Linked DNA regions of Homo sapiens: region 2 is linked to region 1. Evidence: chromatin loops called from intact Hi-C (ENCODE). Cell type or tissue: gastrocnemius medialis. All regions are shown on one strand. Each heading gives the region's core, and the rest is flanking DNA. Links, peaks and the distances in the headings are about the cores only.

Evidence for each region. Peaks named below come from ENCODE experiments on the same cell type or tissue, not always from the same donor. Only the 100,000 strongest peaks of a DNase experiment are listed, where the experiment ranks them.
Region 2: a loop joins it to region 1, with 13 times the contacts of the local background. A loop is called at or near these places in 1 of 110 quality-filtered maps.

What each region holds. Positions count from the first base shown.
Region 1 is chr14:63,796,874-63,802,253 of GRCh38, reverse strand. It overlaps a transcript of SYNE2 not described here. Among named protein-coding and RNA genes, the nearest start is that of SYNE2, 53 kb to the left of the region's middle. In gastrocnemius medialis, for the core only: a CTCF peak has its summit at 2,450 (motif pointing left); no DNase peak of the experiment used is centred there; H3K4me3 peaks cover 1,003 bases.
Region 2 is chr14:63,872,493-63,877,872 of GRCh38, reverse strand. The region is part of intron 1 of SYNE2 (spectrin repeat containing nuclear envelope protein 2); the gene reads right to left. Among named protein-coding and RNA genes, the nearest start is that of SYNE2, 22 kb to the right of the region's middle. In gastrocnemius medialis, for the core only: no CTCF peak of the experiment used is centred there; a DNase peak (open chromatin) is centred at 2,352; H3K27ac peaks cover 4,294 bases.

The DNA.
Region 1 (5,380 bases), core at 261-5,260:
ATGCCTGTAATCCCAGCTACTCAGGAGGCTGAGGCAGGAGAATCACTTGAACCTGAGAGGCGGAGGTTGCAGTAAGCCAAGATTATGCCACTGCATTCCAGCCTGGGTGACAGAGCAAGACTTCATCTCAAATAATAATAATAGTAACAACAACATAGAATTATCCTTTCCTTCTATTTTTAGGGTATTATTTCTTTATACTTATAAAAAAAGTTTTTAAGTTTTTATATTTAGATGAATTAAAAATTTTCAGTATTTTATTGCTTTTGCCTTTCATGTATTGTTTAAAAAGACCTTCTTAAGATGAATAAATTAAGGTTAACCTAAATTTTAAATAGAATTATCCTTTTCTTCTATTTCTAGGGTTTTATTTCTTTATACTTATAAAAACTTAAATGTTTTTAAGTTTTTATATTTAGATGAATTAAAAATTTTCAGTATTTTATTGCTTTTGCCTTTCATGTATTGTTTAAAAAGACCTTCTTAAGACGAATAAATTAAGGCTAACCTAAATTTTAAATAGAATTATCCTTTTCTTCTATTTCTAGGGTTTTATTTCTTTATACTACTTTTTTTTTCGAGATGGAGTTTCACTGTTGTTGCCCAGGTTGGAGTGCAATGGCGCAATCTCACCACAACCTCTGCCTCCCGGGTTCAAGTGATTCTTCTGGCTCAGCCTCCTGAGTAGCTGGGATTACAGGCATGCGCCACCATGCCCAGCTAATTTTGTATTTTTAGTAGAGATGGGGCTTCTCCATGTTGGTCAGGCTGGTCTCGAGGTCTCGAACTCCCGACCTCAGGTGATCTGCCTGCCTCAGCCTTCTGAAGTGCTGGGATTACAGGCGTGAGCCACCACGCCCAGTTTATCTTTTTTTTTAAATTTTATTTCTCCGTAAGTTATTGGGGTACAGGTGGTATTTGGTTACATGAGTAAGTTCTTTAGTGGAGATTTGTGAGAATCTGGTGCACCCATCACCCAAGCAGTATACACTGCACCGTATTTGTTGTCTTTTTTATGAGTAACCTTTTGACTCTGCATTAAGAAACCCTTTCTGCTCTCTGTGTAGCATGTGTCATATCTGGCAGGCACTCTGCAAGAATCCCACTGTGCTCCCATCTGTTATACTTCCATATAACTTCAGGCATAGAGCTCAAAAACAATTTTCTAAAGAGATTTTTATTTCTATTTTGTTAATAAATACAACAGGGAAAGAAAAAGAATATGCTTACTTATCTTCATAATTCCTTGAATAGAGAAATGTTTAACATTATCATTTATTTTATTTTTTAACTTTTTAGGTTTGGGGGTCCCTGTGAAGGTTTGTTACATAGGTAAACTCATGTCACAGGGGTTTGTTGTACAGATTGTTTCATCACTCGGGTATTAAGCCCAGTACCCAATGCTTATCTTTTCTGCTCCTCTCCCTCCTCCCAGATTCCACCCTCAAGTAGATCACAGTGTCTGCTTCCTTCTTTGTGTTCATAAGTTCTCATCATTTAGCTCCCACTTACAAGTGAGAAAATGTGGTATTTGGTTTTCTGTTCCTGCATTAGTTTGCTAGGAATAATGGCCTCCAGCTCCATCCATGTTCCCACAAAATACATGATCTTTTTCTTTTTTATGGCTACAAAACATTCTAGTTTTTGAACTGAAGTATTATTATGGCTGGGTGCGGTGGCTCATGCCTATAATCCCAGCACTTTCAGAGGCCAAGGCAGGCGGATCAGTTGAGGTCAGGAGTTTTGAGACTAGCCTGGCAGACATGGTGAAACCTAGTCTCTACTAAAATACAAAATTAGAGAGAAACCCCATCTGTACTAAAAATACAAAAGATCCCAGCTCTTTGGGAGGCTCACACCTGTGATCCCACCACTTTGGGTGGCAGATGCCTGTAATTCCAGCTACTCAGGAGGCTGAGGCTGAAGAATCACTTGAACGTGGGAGGCAGAGGTTGCAGTGAGCTGGAGCACCACTGTACTCCAGCCTGGGCAACAGAAGGAGACTCCGTCTCAAAAAAAAAACCAAAAAACCTATTATTATACTTTCTGTAAGAAAATCAGAGACTAATTGCCTTTCATCCTCAGAAGAAAGCTTGTTCTAGGATGGAAACATAACACAGGTCACAGAGTTAAAGGGCTCACCAAAAGAACCTCAAATGAACAGGCTAACAGGAAAATTAAGAGTTTTTGTTTGTTTGTTTTTTAACTAGAGTTCTTATTTTAAAAGTGTCATTCTCTAGGAGACTTTGGATGCGTCTAGATCTTCTTGCCAAATCTTCAATTCTGTACAACAAATTCCTTCCTGATGTCCCGTTGAAGGAAATTATCTGAGGATAAGATCAGTCTGGATCATCTGGCAGTATCTTCTATTAGAGCGAAAGAAAGATGCCATCCCAGGGCTAAAAGAATTTAACTTTCATATTATAAAAGTGAAAGTTCATTTTTCAAGTGCGACACTGACATCTACTGGAAGAAATACTTGAGTAATTTACCAAATAAACGAAACATTTTTGTTTTTGTCAATTAGAAAAACAAAAAGTCTTTTTTGTTTGTTTGTTTTTGAGACAGAGTCTCTCTCTGTCGCCCAGGCTGGAGTGCAGTGGCTCACTGCCAGCTCTGCCTCCCAGGTTCACGCCATTCTCCTGCCTCAACCTCCAGAGTAGCTGGGACTACAGGCGCCCGCCACCACGCCCGGCTAAATTTTTTTGTTTTGTTTTGTTTTTTTAGTAGAGACGGGGTTTCACTGTGTTGCCCAGGATGGTCTCGATCTGACCTCGTGATCCACTTGCCTCAGCCTCCCAAAGTGCTGGGATTATAGGCATGAGCCACCGCGCCCGGCCAAAAAAAAAAAAAAAAAAGTTTTAAAACATTTATTGGCAGGGTGCTGTGGCTCATGCCTGTAATCCCAGCACTTTGAGAGACTTAGGCGGGCAGATCACTTGAGGTCAGGAGTTCAAGATCAGCCTGGCCAACATGGCAAAACCCCGTCTCTACTAAAAATACGAAAATTAGCCAGGCATGGTGGTGCATGCCTGTAATCCCAGCTACTTGGGAGGCTGAGACAGAAGAATTGCTTGAACCCGGGAGGTGGAGGTTGCAGTGAGCAGAGATTGCGCCACTGCACTCCAGGCTGGATGACAGAGCGAAAGTCTGTCTCATAAAAACAAAACAAAACAAAGCACATTTGTCCTTTAAGTGTTTGTTTCCTAAATACAGGTCAGTGCCATTGATAGAAAAGGTTTCCAGCATCTATATTTAGAAAATGTTCTTGGTGACTTGTGTGAGCAGGACCCTGGGACCCATGAAGAGTTGTTCAGCAGGATATCGGGTCATCTCTGGCATCCACAGAACCCATTTGGACAAGCGAACAAGGCCTGTTCCTACCCACCTTTTTTCCCTCCATTAGAACTCTCATGAATTGTTTTGACAGTAGCCATACAGATGGGTGTTGCTCTAATCATACCTCTTAAACATGCTTGGAGATAATAGTGAAATAATATCTCTTAGACCCCAGGGTAGAGTCCAGAAAATAGGAGAAGGAGATTAAAGTAAGGTTTTCAGGCCAGGCGTGGTGGCTCATGCCTGTAATCTCAGCACTTTGGGAGACCAAGGCAGGTGGATCACTTGAGGTCAGGAGTTTGAGACTAGGCTGGCCAACATGGTGAAACCCCGTGTCTACTAAAAATACAAAAATTAGCTGGGTATGGTGGTACATGCCTGTAGTACTAGCTACTCGAGAGGCTGAGGCAGGAGGGTTGCTTGAGCCTAGGAGGCGGAGGTTGTAGTGAGCCGAGACCATACCACTGCATTCCAGCCTGGGAGACAGGAGAGAAATACTGTCTCAAAAAAAAAAAAGAAAAAAAAAAAAACAAGTTAAGGTTTCTAGATAAGACGTATGCAAGAAAGCTAGATGCAGAGGGTCACACCTGTAATTCTTGCACTTTGGGAGGACAGGGTGGGAAGATTGTTTGAGTTTAGGAGTTTGAGACGATCCTGGGCAACATAGTGAGACCTTATCTCTAGTTGAAAAAACAAACAACCAAAAAAACAGCTGAGCGTGGTGGTGTGCACCCATAGTCACAGATACTTAGGAGGCTGAGATGGGATGACTGCTTGAGCCCAGGAGATGGAGGCTGCAGTGAGCTGCACTTTATCCTGGGTGACAGAGCAAGACCTTGCCTCAAAAAATATAGATGCAAGAAAAGAGGTGTTTAATATGCTAACCTAGATCAAATAAAACAAATATATTGAATATATCTAGCCACTGAATAAGTTCTGAATTGTTCTTTGTTCTTTTTCAAGTTTAGTTTTGCTAAGAAGTCCTAGCAAATTGCCCTGTCCCTCTGTGGAATACATGACTGGTTCTAATGTTTAGAAGAATCCTGATGGCTAGAAAAATCTCTCACTTCTTCAGTGTCTACTATGAGCAAGGTATTGTGCTAAGATTTTGCATGCATTAATTCATACTGTGTTTCACACATACAATCCTGATGTGTAGAAATTATTACATCTGGCTGGGCGTGGTGGCTCACACCTGTAATCCCATCGCTTTGGGAGGCCAAGGCGGGTGGATCACTTGTGGTCAGGAGTTCGAGACCAGGCTGGCCAACATGGCGAAACCCCGTCTCTACTGAAAATACAAAAATTAGCCGGGTGTGGTGGCGCATGCCTGTAATCCCAGCTACTCAGAAGGCTGAGACAGGAGAATTGCTTGAACCCAAGAGGTGGAGGTTGCAGTGAGCAGGTTGCATCTGTTTTTATAGATAAGAAATTAGGCTCCAAACAAGTTGAATAACTTGTCAACATCAAATGGTTAAGTAGCAGAGTCAGAGACCAAATCTCAATTATTATTATTATTTTTTTGAGACTGAGTCTCACTCTGTCACCCAAGCTGGAGTGCAGTGGTGTGATCTTGGCTCACTGCAACCTCCGCCTCCTGGGTTCAAGCAATTCTCCTGCCTCAGCCTCCCTAGTAGCTGGCTTTACGGGCACACGCCACCATGCCCAGCTAATTTTTTGTATTTTTACAGGGTTTCACCATGTTGACCAGGCTGGTCTCAAACTCCTGGCCTCAGGTGATCTGCCCACCTCAGCCTCTCAAAGTGCATGAGCCACCACGTCCAGCCTATTTCTTTTCCTTTTTCTTTTCTTTTCTTTTCTTTTTTTTTTTTTTTTGAGATGAAGTCTTACTCTGTTACCTAGGCTGGAGTGCAGTGGCACGAGGTTGGCTCACTGCAACCTCCACCTCCTGGGTTCAAGCGATTCTTCTGCCTCAGCCTCCCGAGTAGCTGGGACTAGAGGCGCACGCCACCACACCCGGCTAATTTTTTGTATCTTTAGTAGAGATAGGGTTTCACCATATTGGCCATGCTGGTCTCCA
Region 2 (5,380 bases), core at 206-5,205, 76 kb before region 1:
TAGCTAATGCAAATGACCTTGGCTATAAAATACAGAACGCCACACCTTATAGACAGTCATAAAGTAGAACTGTCAGGGAAACACAGGAAAAAAGACACAGACACAGAGATTAAGAAAGCAAAGAACACACACATAGGGAACACATCTACTCATGAAAGATAACGCCGCTTTGATCCCCAACTCCACTGTTAAATATCAAGCTCCACTTGCTGACTTTCAACATTCCTATGAGAAGCCCAGAAAATCAGAATGGTGTCACTTTACAACAGTGTAGATCTTCAGAAGCATTCCATAATTCTATTTCAATCACAGTATTAAAATGTAGAGATGGTTCTCATTTCCACTCCAGTGGTTTTCTTAATCTCTACTACGGCAAAATATGAGAATGTAAGTAACCAAATTAACCACCTCTCAGCAGGAAAAATGGAACTGCTCAGAAATCTCCTGTTGGTACAAATTGTTCCCAAAAATCCTCCTGCCAAACTTTTGACCTATTCCTCCTAAACTTGGAAGTGAGTGGTAACAAACTTAGAAAGTAAAGTTTTAGCTATGAATCATAGTTCCTATTTTGACCAAAGTTCTAGGTTATAGGCCTCTCATTTTTTTCTCCAAGTTCAATGGGCCTGCTATTTTTTTTATATGAAAGCAGTCATGGTGCACCTTTTTGTCTCTCCCTGAAGGCTTCCCATAATCTATTTATAGGGCTGGAAGTTTTCCAAACCCAAACATAATTTATTAACGAAAGTGGCTGTGCCATTTTTGATGACTGACAATTTTGGTCTTGTTTCTCTCTTATCCCAAGGGAAAATCAATTGCCCAGCAAATTAATGTATCCCTCATCCTTTCATCCTTAGAGACCAACAATCAAAACTGATTTAGTCTCAATTGGTCTATTTCTGGCTCTGAGTGGATGTTAATCCTCAATAACAGGTCTGTTGGACTAAGTAACAGGCTGAGTATCCACGGACAGTGGTTTCTGATCTGTCTTATTTGTTCCCTGACTCACTGGGAGGCTCTGAACAACTCACTGTATTCTCTCGGTTTATTTGATACGATTAGCAATGCAGTTAAAAGAAACATATTTGGGGGCCAGGCGCAGTGGCTCATGCCTGTAATCCCAGCACTTTGGGAGGCTGAGGTGGGCGGATCACAAGGTCAGGAGATCGAGACCATCCTGGCTAACACGGTGAAACCCCGTCTCTACTAAAAACACAAAAATTAGCCGGGCGTGGTGGTGGGCGCCTGTAGTCCCAGCTACTCGGGAGCCTGAGGCAGGAGAATGGCATGAACCTGGGAGGCGGAGCTTGCAGTGAGCGGAAATCACGCCACTGCACTCCAGCCTGGGCAACAGAGCGAGACTCGGTCTCAAAAAAAAAAAGGAACATATTTGCTTGTTGCTTGTTTTTTTTAATTAAAAAAAATATAATGGTATCCACTACTGCAATTAAATAAGATTTTGTTTGTTTTTTGAGACAGGGTCTTGCTCTGTCACCCAGGCTGGAGTTTAGCAGTATGATCATAGCTTACTACAGCCTTGAACTTCTGGCTCCACCTCAGCCTCCCAAGTAGCTGGAATTACAGGCGTGTGCCAACACACCCCGCTAACTTTTTTTTTTTTTTTTTGTAGAGATAGAGTCTCGCTGTGTTGCCCAGGCTGGTCTCAAACCCCTTGGCTCAAGCAATCCTCCCATCTCAGCCTTCCAAAGTGCTAGGATTACAAGTGTGAGCCACCACGTCCAGCCGATTAAATAAGTTTTAAACAACTAGCTCAATCCATAGTCACCAAACTCATACCTGTACCTTCATAAAACAGGTCCATCATAGTTTAAACTGGAATCGCTGGGGTGATCCTGGTCCACAGACCTCCCTAGAGTACAGCCAAGTCAATCAGAGGGGTCTTTAAGATGCACCCCTTGCAACATGCACTTTGGCCAGTCTCCCTTCTGCCCTGGGGTTTCTCGCATCAAGTCACCGGTCTGGGAACCTTGAAGAACTGCAGAGGGCAAGAGCAGGCTCTTCCACCTGGGCAGTGACGCCTCCCTTCGGCCCATACACTGTTGTCCCTCAAATGTACCTCTTAAGATTCGTGCCAAAAGACAGAAAAAGCAATTTACTATAAATATCGGCATTTCAAACATTTTATTTGTTATTGTTTAATATGTGAAGGTATTTCCCCCCATGACTGGCTGAGGTTGACAAGTGTTACTCACTTCATTTTTTTTTTCTATTCTGTTAGTCTCCAACAACATATTTCTACATCACCAATCCCCTTGCTCAGTGTCCCATAAAGGTCTCTGTTTCCACAAACGCAGGCAACAGCATGGGCGTGCTAGTCCAGGAATACCACTGCACCTCCTCCACCCCAAGCTTAACTTCCCAGGAGAAGGAGGAAGTGATGGTGTTGGAAGAGAGCCCTAAAATGTTGTCATTGTTATTGTGAATCTTTAAATAGAACTTAGTATCTGTAAAGGGTTTTGGGAATCACCTTTACTCACAACTGTTCATAAAGATGCTATGAGAAGGAAGGGCCATTCTGTTAGCTCTGGTCTTTGATTTTTATCTATATCACATGCTGCATTATTACATGAAACTGGGCCTCATAAAGTAAAAATTATCCTGCTAAAATAAAATCAGGATTCCTTAAAAATCAAAGACTTGAAAGTTTGGCAAAGTGATGCACACCTGTAGTCCCAGATACTTGGGAGGCTGAGGCAGGAGGATCACTTGAGCCCAATGGTTTAAAGCTTAGTGCACCATGATCACACCTGTGAGTAGCCACTGCACTCCAGCCTGGACAACATAGCAACACCCCATTTAAAAAAAAAAAATCAGAGGTTTGAATTTTTTTATCCATGTGATCATGAAGAAGATAAAATTAATTTAGATGACACCATCTCTGAGAACTCTGCTTGTCTCCTAGTGATAACACCACACCCTTTGTACCAACAACAAAATGTCTTTAAATACTTTTCCCCTTTGACATTTTTTATTTTCTATGTCATTAAATCAGGTTATTTGGCAAGAAATGCAAGGAAAAAGAGAATTTCAGAATAATTATAGTAATATTAATTTTGACTAAGCAAACATAAAAAGTTACTTAATGAAGCTTGTTTTCCAAACTTTTAAACATTGCTAAATCTTCTTGCAAGATTTTTGTTTTCCCTTTGAGGTTACCCACTTGTAAAGTCCATTAGTTTTTGTTTCTTAAAAAAAAGCAGTTATGGCAAATAGGCTCAAAATATTTTCTGCCTCTAAAAATAAACATCTTTCTTTTGAACAACATTCTTAACTCTAAAGTTCTGGCTATTCCCAAGAGAGACAAGGCTAGTTAGTGGCAATTTTAAAGATAAGAGAGCTCAGGCAGGTTACATAGATATCCTTCCTGGAACCCCTTGGCCTGTCATCTTCCTGCGACATCTAGCAAATTATGGTACTTTGTTAGCTCCCAACAACAAAAGAGGCCTGCAGAGCCAGGAGGTGAGAAGCAGAGACAGTGGAGCAGAGGGCAGGCAGGGAGAGCCACAGCGTTCAGTAGGATTTAGTCTACAAATAACAAGGAAATCAGATGCAATGCTCCAGGAAAAGGCAACCTCCAGTACCAAAAGTATTTTTAAATGTTTACGTCTTTTTGTGCAACTATAAGAAGGTTTTAAAGAACTACAATGAACAACACGTTAAACACTCTGACAGACGGACATCTCATAGATACGTAATGCAAGCAATCTGTAAGGAAGAGAGATACAGGAAGGGAGAGAAGGAAGCACACAGCCAGGACAGCAGGATAAAGAGGAAGATGACATTTTCCAAGCTAACAAATGGTTTTTAACTGTCCTAATCCAGGTGCTTAAGATCCTTGAAAACAATAACCTTCCAGAAAGCAAATACAAGCAGCCAACAAGAGAACAAGTAGCCTCCTATGTACCTCTGTCAAGTCACCGTTCACTGGAGGAAAAAGGGAGGGAAAACCAAGCCATGAACAACCCAAATAGTGTTAATAAATCAAATTATGGAAGGAACTTCTGAGCAACAGCCGCCGTCCTCCCATTCACTTTCTACTTCCTTTGCATGCTGAGACCCATCCACAGTTCAGTGAGGAAGCAATGGTGCCAACCATTGTCCTGCTTTATGTAGTTAATGGAGAAAAAAATGAGAATCTTATGATTTCTTACAAAGGTAAGTACTTGGCCGGGTGCAGTGGCTCACGCCTGTAATCCCAGCACTTTGGGAGGCCGAGGCAGGTGGATCACGAGGTCAGGAGATCAAGACCATTCTGGTTAACACAGTGAAACCCCATCTCTATAATACAAAAATTGGCTAGGCGTGGTGTTGGGCGCCTGTACTCCCAGCTACTTGGGAGGCTGAGGCAAAAGAATCGCTTGAACCCGGGAGGCGGAGGTTACAGTGAGCCGAGATCGTGCCATTATACTCCAGCCTGGGCAACAGAGCTAGACTCCATCTAAAAAAAAACAAAAAACAAAAAAGGTAAGTACTCACACTTTAGAGTACTGTAGAGTCCACACCTTCACCTGCATGACTATGGAAATATGGGGAAATTAATCTTTATCAAAAAAAAAAGTAAGTCATATCCATTCTAAATAAAGAAATATGTTTATATCTACAGTCACTGGCATATTAACACTCAGACAATTCTACTTATGTACTTCACATCAGTCTGATTAGAGTATACCCATTTTCAAATATGAGTAGCTATATGTAGCTCCAATAATATCGGAAAGGCAAAGCTGTCATTATGTGGTTTATGTGCATGTTAATGAGTAACTGTTTCCAGAAAACTACAAAAACAATACACCTACAAATCAAAACGAAAAAGACAAACAACCCAACAGGAAAATAAGCAAAAGACGTGAACAGGTGGGTCCTAGAAGGAGACATAAAAAACTAAATATCAACCAATAAGTGAATGGATAAACTGAGACATACTAATACAATGGAATATTAAACAATGAAAATCAATGAATCAGAGTTACATATATACCAAGACGGATGAATCTCACAGTTGAGAGGAAAGATAGCAACTTGCAGAAGAATGTGCAACATACAGTAAAACTGTAATATTAATTACATATCATCTTTTTTTTTTTTTTTTTTTTGAGGCAGAGTCTCACTCTGTTGCCCAGGCTGGAGTACAGTGGTGTGATCTTAGGCCACTGCAGCCTCTGCCTCCCGGTTTCAAGCGATTCTCCTGCCTCAGATTCCCAAGTAACCGGGATTACAGGCACCCGTCACCACCACCACGTGCGGCTAATTTTTGTATTTTTAGTAGAGATGGGATTTCACCATATTGGCCAGGCTGGTCTCAAACTCCTGACCTCAGGTGATCCACTCGCCTCGGCCTCCCAAAGTGCTGGGATTATAGGTG